Linked DNA regions of Homo sapiens: region 2 is linked to region 1. Evidence: chromatin loops called from intact Hi-C (ENCODE). Cell type or tissue: prostate gland. All regions are shown on one strand. Links, peaks and the distances in the headings refer to the core of each region. The heading gives the core; the rest is flanking DNA.

Region 1 (2,931 bases), core at 235-2,734:
AACTGGGAAGACTGGAGGAAAGACCTTGGGGACTAGAAAAAGAGCTGACTGTTATAAAAGATTTAAGAGCTCTCTCTGAGTGGCATTTATGTGGAACAAAAAAATCTGCTTCCTCTGAGTGTATTCCTGGAGGATCATCTACATATCTCTCTCACTGACTTCTTGTCCCAATCATTTAGTCTTGTTCTTCCCATGTCCATAACCAGCTGGCCAGCATATCAACCCTGGCCATGACTCAGGGTCTATTTGTAATTTAAGTCATGTTGCCTCCCACATACAGCACATTATGGGATATGCTGCCCTAAACTCTAATAGGATTTACCTTTATCACTATGTTTCAGGGTTACCTCTGAAGAGGTTCATAATGCAATGGAATTCATTTCTGACCTATCCATAAACTTGGGCTGTACTTTCAATTGTATCTTTTTCACCATCTGAGGCCCTACCTGTGGGTTGAGGGAAAAGTGGTACAACAGTATGGCTCAGCACCATGGGCATCTGAGTCACTCACTCAGTGTATTTGTCTTCTCCAGAACTTCTTGGCCTTGATCTTATATATACACATTTTATTTAATGATGGTATGTTCCTACACATTAGAAATCACCCAGTTTATAATGGGCAAATTGGGCTGCCTGGTTTCTTGGTTTACTCCGGTCAGGCTTTGGGGACAAGCTGGATAATATTTTTCAGTTGCAGAACAGTTGATGGCAAAAGAGGAATGTGTCTCATGTGAATATCCTAGAGATTTATATTATATTCTCCTACTGGGTCTTGGATCATAAGGCTCGCATAGCCTGGCTGCTTGCTTCTCAATCTGGATCTGGTGCAGGTCTTTTGTTTGCTCCACGCCCAACCTAGACACACAGTTTTATGAGTTATTCAGTACTAGATGGGAACAGCACATCCAAATGACGTTCGGGTATCACACTGTGCTCCAAACTAACAGAGTTCCTAGAAACTTTACCAACGTGACACATCCCAGAACTTTTGCAGGGTTTATCTTCTATTCTCTCACAAGTAAAAGAATTACTAAGTTATAGAGGTAGTATTAGGGTACTGCAATTATTATTGTTATTATATAAGCTTAATACCCACCGAAGGAGAATTGGGGTCCAAAAACCTTTAGTTAAAATGTACATTTTCTATTACTGAGAGATTAAAAAACAATCTGGACATGTCTGTGTGTCTGGTTGTTTGAGAACTCCGTGGGTTCATTTGTGCCATCCGAAATTATCTTGATTTGGATTGCTGTTTGGCGCCACCTGGTGGTGGCCGTTTGACCTTTTTTTTGTATAGATATGGGTCGTTCTGGCTCCTGTGCAACCTACTAGGACAGTGGCTGTAATTCTAGGAATTTCCTCAAGTTAGTTGGTGCCAGTTTTATCAATCTGATCTGGGGAAATCGACCGGAGAGAGGGGTAGGGATGTGGGAACTCTCTTGATCCCTGTCATTCCCCTGTTTAGCCTTCCTTGCCTAAGTTACCACAGTCCCCAGATAAGAACTTTTGACACCCACTTTTGAGAACTTGACTGGGAAGAAATAAGAGCCAGTCACACATCACTGTTTATATATCTCCAGTGAGAGGACTGATGGGTGGGCTATCACAAGATTTTAATAGATCTATTTTACCTTACAATTTTTTTACTTCAGGACTAACTCGCAAGAAATGACAACAATAAAGAAAATCATCCAAATTTCTGAAGTGTATAAGATTTATAAAATTTACAAATTATATAAGATGACTTAAATAGACATTTAATGAGCCACTTTGTGTTAATATTTTCTATGTTTTTGCTATAGTAAATAGTAAATATCTTTGGAAGAAACATTTGATTTTTAAAAGTCTGAGCATTTTATTTTAAGATTAAGTTTTTTCAAGGTCCAGTATTCTTATAATTTTTATTCAATGAGTGACACAGCATAATAATATTTTATCAATCGGTTTCAATAGGTAACCCAACTTAACAAGTGCTTCTTCAATTTCATTCTCAGGAAAAGTCAGTACTTTAATGAATCTAACAGTATATTTCCAATTAGAATTTGGAATTCACTTTTTCCACCTTTTAGTTCTGGCCCTAAGAAACTGATGCATCTTAACTTACTCCACCCATCTTCTTCAACTTTATCCCAACAATTTTGAAACATGCTGTTTTGATTGTTGTTTTGCTTGTATTAGTGGTTATTAGAGGTGAGCTTCTTTTTTTTGTAATGGGAAGTAAGGATATGGTTATTTCATGGAAAAAATGATGCTTCTTTCATGTGTCTTTGTGTTGCTAAAACAAAATACCACAGGCTTGGCAATTTATAAAGAACACATACATATTTCTCACAGATCTAGAGGCTGGGAAATACAAGATCAAGGCACTGGCATCTGGTAAGGGTCCTCTTGCTCTGCCCCCATATGGCAGAAGGTGGAAGAACACAAGGGACGTATGAACACTGTTCTCACATGGCAGAAGAGTGAGAGTGAACTCACACCCAAAAGCCCTTTACATAAGAGCCTTAGTTCATTCATGAGGGCAGCACCCCCATGACTTAATAACTGCTCCAAAGACTCCATCTTTTAATATGCCAAAATGCAGATTAAGTTTCAACATGAATTTTTAAGGGCATGCATTCAATCTATAAGCAATAGAGAAACTTTGAAGACATGTTACCCTCTTTGGAAACTGCAAATGCTATTCTAGAAATTTCCCCTAGAGGCCAAATAGGCACTTCATCTGCCTTAAAAGTTATATGGCTATTTTACAAAATGTTTTATTACTGAATGCATGGGTTTCCATATTTCCAAACTGCTGTATCTATTTTCATACTACCTCCTACCTGACCAGTAAGACAATGCACACATTTTAGATTTCTTTTATGTAGGCACTCCACTGCAAGATAGCAATATCTGCCTCCATGAGATTGGTTAGGCTACAGTAACAAA
Region 2 (2,931 bases), core at 118-2,617, 600 kb before region 1:
TGCTAACTATACCCTGAATAGTCGTCTCAATGCCTACCTAGATTTACAGTTAGCAAAGTACATGGTCTGTGCATTTAAAATTGCTAAAATAAAAAAATGAGGATTTTGTCCTAAAACACTTAGGATTTAAACTTCTTAAATTGTACACAGATAGATAACTTGAAATGAGACTGTTTTGTACTTTTGTGAATCAATTCTACTTAAAATGTAGGCAGTAGCTTTTCCAATAGCAGTTACAAGGTAATTTGTGCTTTCAGGACACAGGTGTCTAAGTGGCCAGTGGTCTAAACGAGGTTTCCACATACCAGGTATTGCTCATCAGTGTGCAATTTGTATCCTCATAAAAGTGTACATCAGTAGTGTTCAGGGATACTCATTGGATTGGGTGTCACACTATTTATTTGGCTCATAATGTGTGTCAAGGGACCCTACAGTGAAAGTCATTTGTAGAATTCCATCTGCTCTTCTACAGGCAGGTAGCCAGGTCCCATTGTTGAACAAATTATATCTGATCACTCCCTGATGCTATGTATAATTGTTTTCTCTTCTTTGATGTGAATGTTAGGAAATAAACTATGAAAAATAATATATGTTCTTAAAAGAAAATTAGGTGAAAGTTTGTAGTTAACAGTTGATCATAGAAATAGTGGCTATAATAACAATTAAACTAGGCCAGATTTTTTTCATCTACATCTAGATATGTATCAGGTACATAATTTTTAAACTTGCATTTTTACATTCATGTTGTAAAAATGCAAGTTAAAAATTCAGTTAGCAGTTAGTTATTTTCAAATATAATTTATCTACTACTTTCTGATGTCTCAAAGTTTAGATAAGAATGCAGAATTCTCTTGGTGGTGTTGCTGTAAAGTACACTCAGATGGAATTTACTCTCCACTCAGTTCCAAAATAAAGACTTCAAATATTTGGTACCAAAAGTCCATGCCATATGAATCACACTGTTTTCATTAACTTCATGGATACTAGATATTTGACAGTAGGTGTTTTTTTGGAATTTGAACTGGCAACTGATGACGACTTCTGTTTACTTGTAAGCACTCTATTTCTCCTGCAGTAAATTTTCACTTGAATTTTGATGCTGGGTTTCATGTTCCGGTAGTAACATCTTTTTCTGTCCCCTCTACAGCTCACGGTGATGTGAGGCATTTTTTTGGTCATCACTATAGGTATTCTAAAGGAAACTTTTATCATCTCTTTGTCTTACTAGTGCCTTGGAAATTCATTCAAATAAACTCCCTATTCTTACCTGCCCATTGACAGGTAAGGGAATGACAGGGTCCGTAACAGCTGCAAATGAGATTTCAGGTGCGGCCCCCCTCCTCCAGTGGCTTTCAGGCCTGCTTCCTGGGACCTTTGCTGAGCGAAATCTATAGACCAGGCTCTGGCTATGGTAAGCTCATGAATGCCTGAATTTTCTTCTCTGCTTGCTGAAGTGATACAATTTCAGTCTGATTGGACTTCTTTCAGTGTCCTTAGCTCCAGTCTGCCCACCAGAGGGCAGCCTAGAGCGGCTCCCTGGTCAGCGTCTTAGCATCCTAGTCCCGGTCAGGGCCTTTGAAAGATACCGTACACATCTGGGAAGGAAACTGAGGTACTCTTCTCTCCATAGAAACATCCTTAACAAAATTCCTCTGGCAAATTCAGTGTGACTCCACAAACATAGAACAGAATTTAAGAATTAACAGGACTACAGTGCTGTGGAATGAGTCACGGAGGCAAGTGAGATAGTGAGATACACCCAGCCAAAAGAAAAACTGCATAGTGCTCTGCATAAACACCTGAGTGGTTAACAAACTGGTAAATGTGATATTGGAAAAGAAGGGAACCCTCACATTCTGGAAATGGCAAAATACCTACTTCAGATACGTAGCTTGCTTGTCAATCATTGTTAGTTAGCATGCAGTATTGCAAAAACCACCGTAAAAATGCACAAACGAGGTAATATTAGAGATTCGATATTTGCAGAAAGTATAAAGGATGAGTAGAATTATCTGGGAAGTTGGCATATATATATGTGTGTGTGCTTATATATATATCTATAATATGTATGTTTTAATATTTGAAATTAGAAAAAATGGCTGGGCACCATGGCTCATGCCTGTAATCCAAGCACTTTGGGAAGCCGAGGCAGGTGGATCACTTGAGCTCAGGAGTTTGAGACAAGCCTGGCCAACATGGTGAAATCCAGTCTCTACTAAAAATACAAAAGTTAGCCGAGGGGTGAGGGAGGTAGTGGTGCACGCCTGCAATCCCAGCTACTCCGATAGCTGAGGCATGAAAATCACTTGAACCTGGGATTCATCAGGCCACTGTACTCCAGCCTGGGTGACAAAGTGAGACTCTGTCTCCAAGAAAAATAAAATAAAAAATTAGAAAAAGTTTTGGAGAAACAATTAAAAGGCAAATCTTTTATGTTAATATTGTTTTAATTGACAAAGAATACTTATATATGTTTATGGTGTACAATGTGATGTTTAGATGTTTATCCATATATAAGTGGAGTGAGTAAATCAATCAATACATATCTATCACCTCACTAATTTTTTTGTGATGATACATTCAAAATTTACTCAAAAAAAAGGCAAATATGCTAATTCATTAACATCATGAGAAAGGACACAATTTAGCATTTTGCATAGATTACTTAAATCTCCCAAATATAAAGTTCATAAATTGCTGAGAGTGTATATTATGTTTCAGGAATTATTACACAGTTTACGTAGTATCTTAGTGATACAGTTTGTCTGTGTCCCCACCCAAATCTCATCTTGAATTCCCACGTGTTGTGGGAGGGACCTGGTGGGAGGTAACTGAATCATGGGGGCAGGTGTTTTCCATGCTGTTCTCATAATAGTGAATAAGTCTCACAAGATCTAATAGTTATATAAGCGGGGGGTTCCGTGCACAAGC

The links. A loop is a pair of places that touch in the nucleus more often than their neighbours do. Peaks named below come from ENCODE experiments on the same cell type or tissue, not always from the same donor. Only the 100,000 strongest peaks of a DNase experiment are listed, where the experiment ranks them.
Region 2: it touches region 1 in a loop (3-fold over the local background); 21 of 110 quality-filtered maps call a loop at or near these places.

What each region holds. Positions count from the first base shown.
Region 1 is chr4:167,020,077-167,023,007 of GRCh38, reverse strand. The region is part of intron 3 of SPOCK3 (SPARC (osteonectin), cwcv and kazal like domains proteoglycan 3); the gene reads left to right. Among named protein-coding and RNA genes, the nearest start is that of SPOCK3, 210 kb to the left of the region's middle. In prostate gland, for the core only: a CTCF peak has its summit at 1,252 (motif pointing left); DNase peaks (open chromatin) are centred at 867 and 1,267; H3K27ac peaks cover 415 bases.
Region 2 is chr4:167,621,491-167,624,421 of GRCh38, reverse strand. No RefSeq gene overlaps it. Among named protein-coding and RNA genes, the nearest start is that of SPOCK3, 390 kb to the right of the region's middle. In prostate gland, for the core only: a CTCF peak has its summit at 1,500 (motif pointing right); a DNase peak (open chromatin) is centred at 1,541.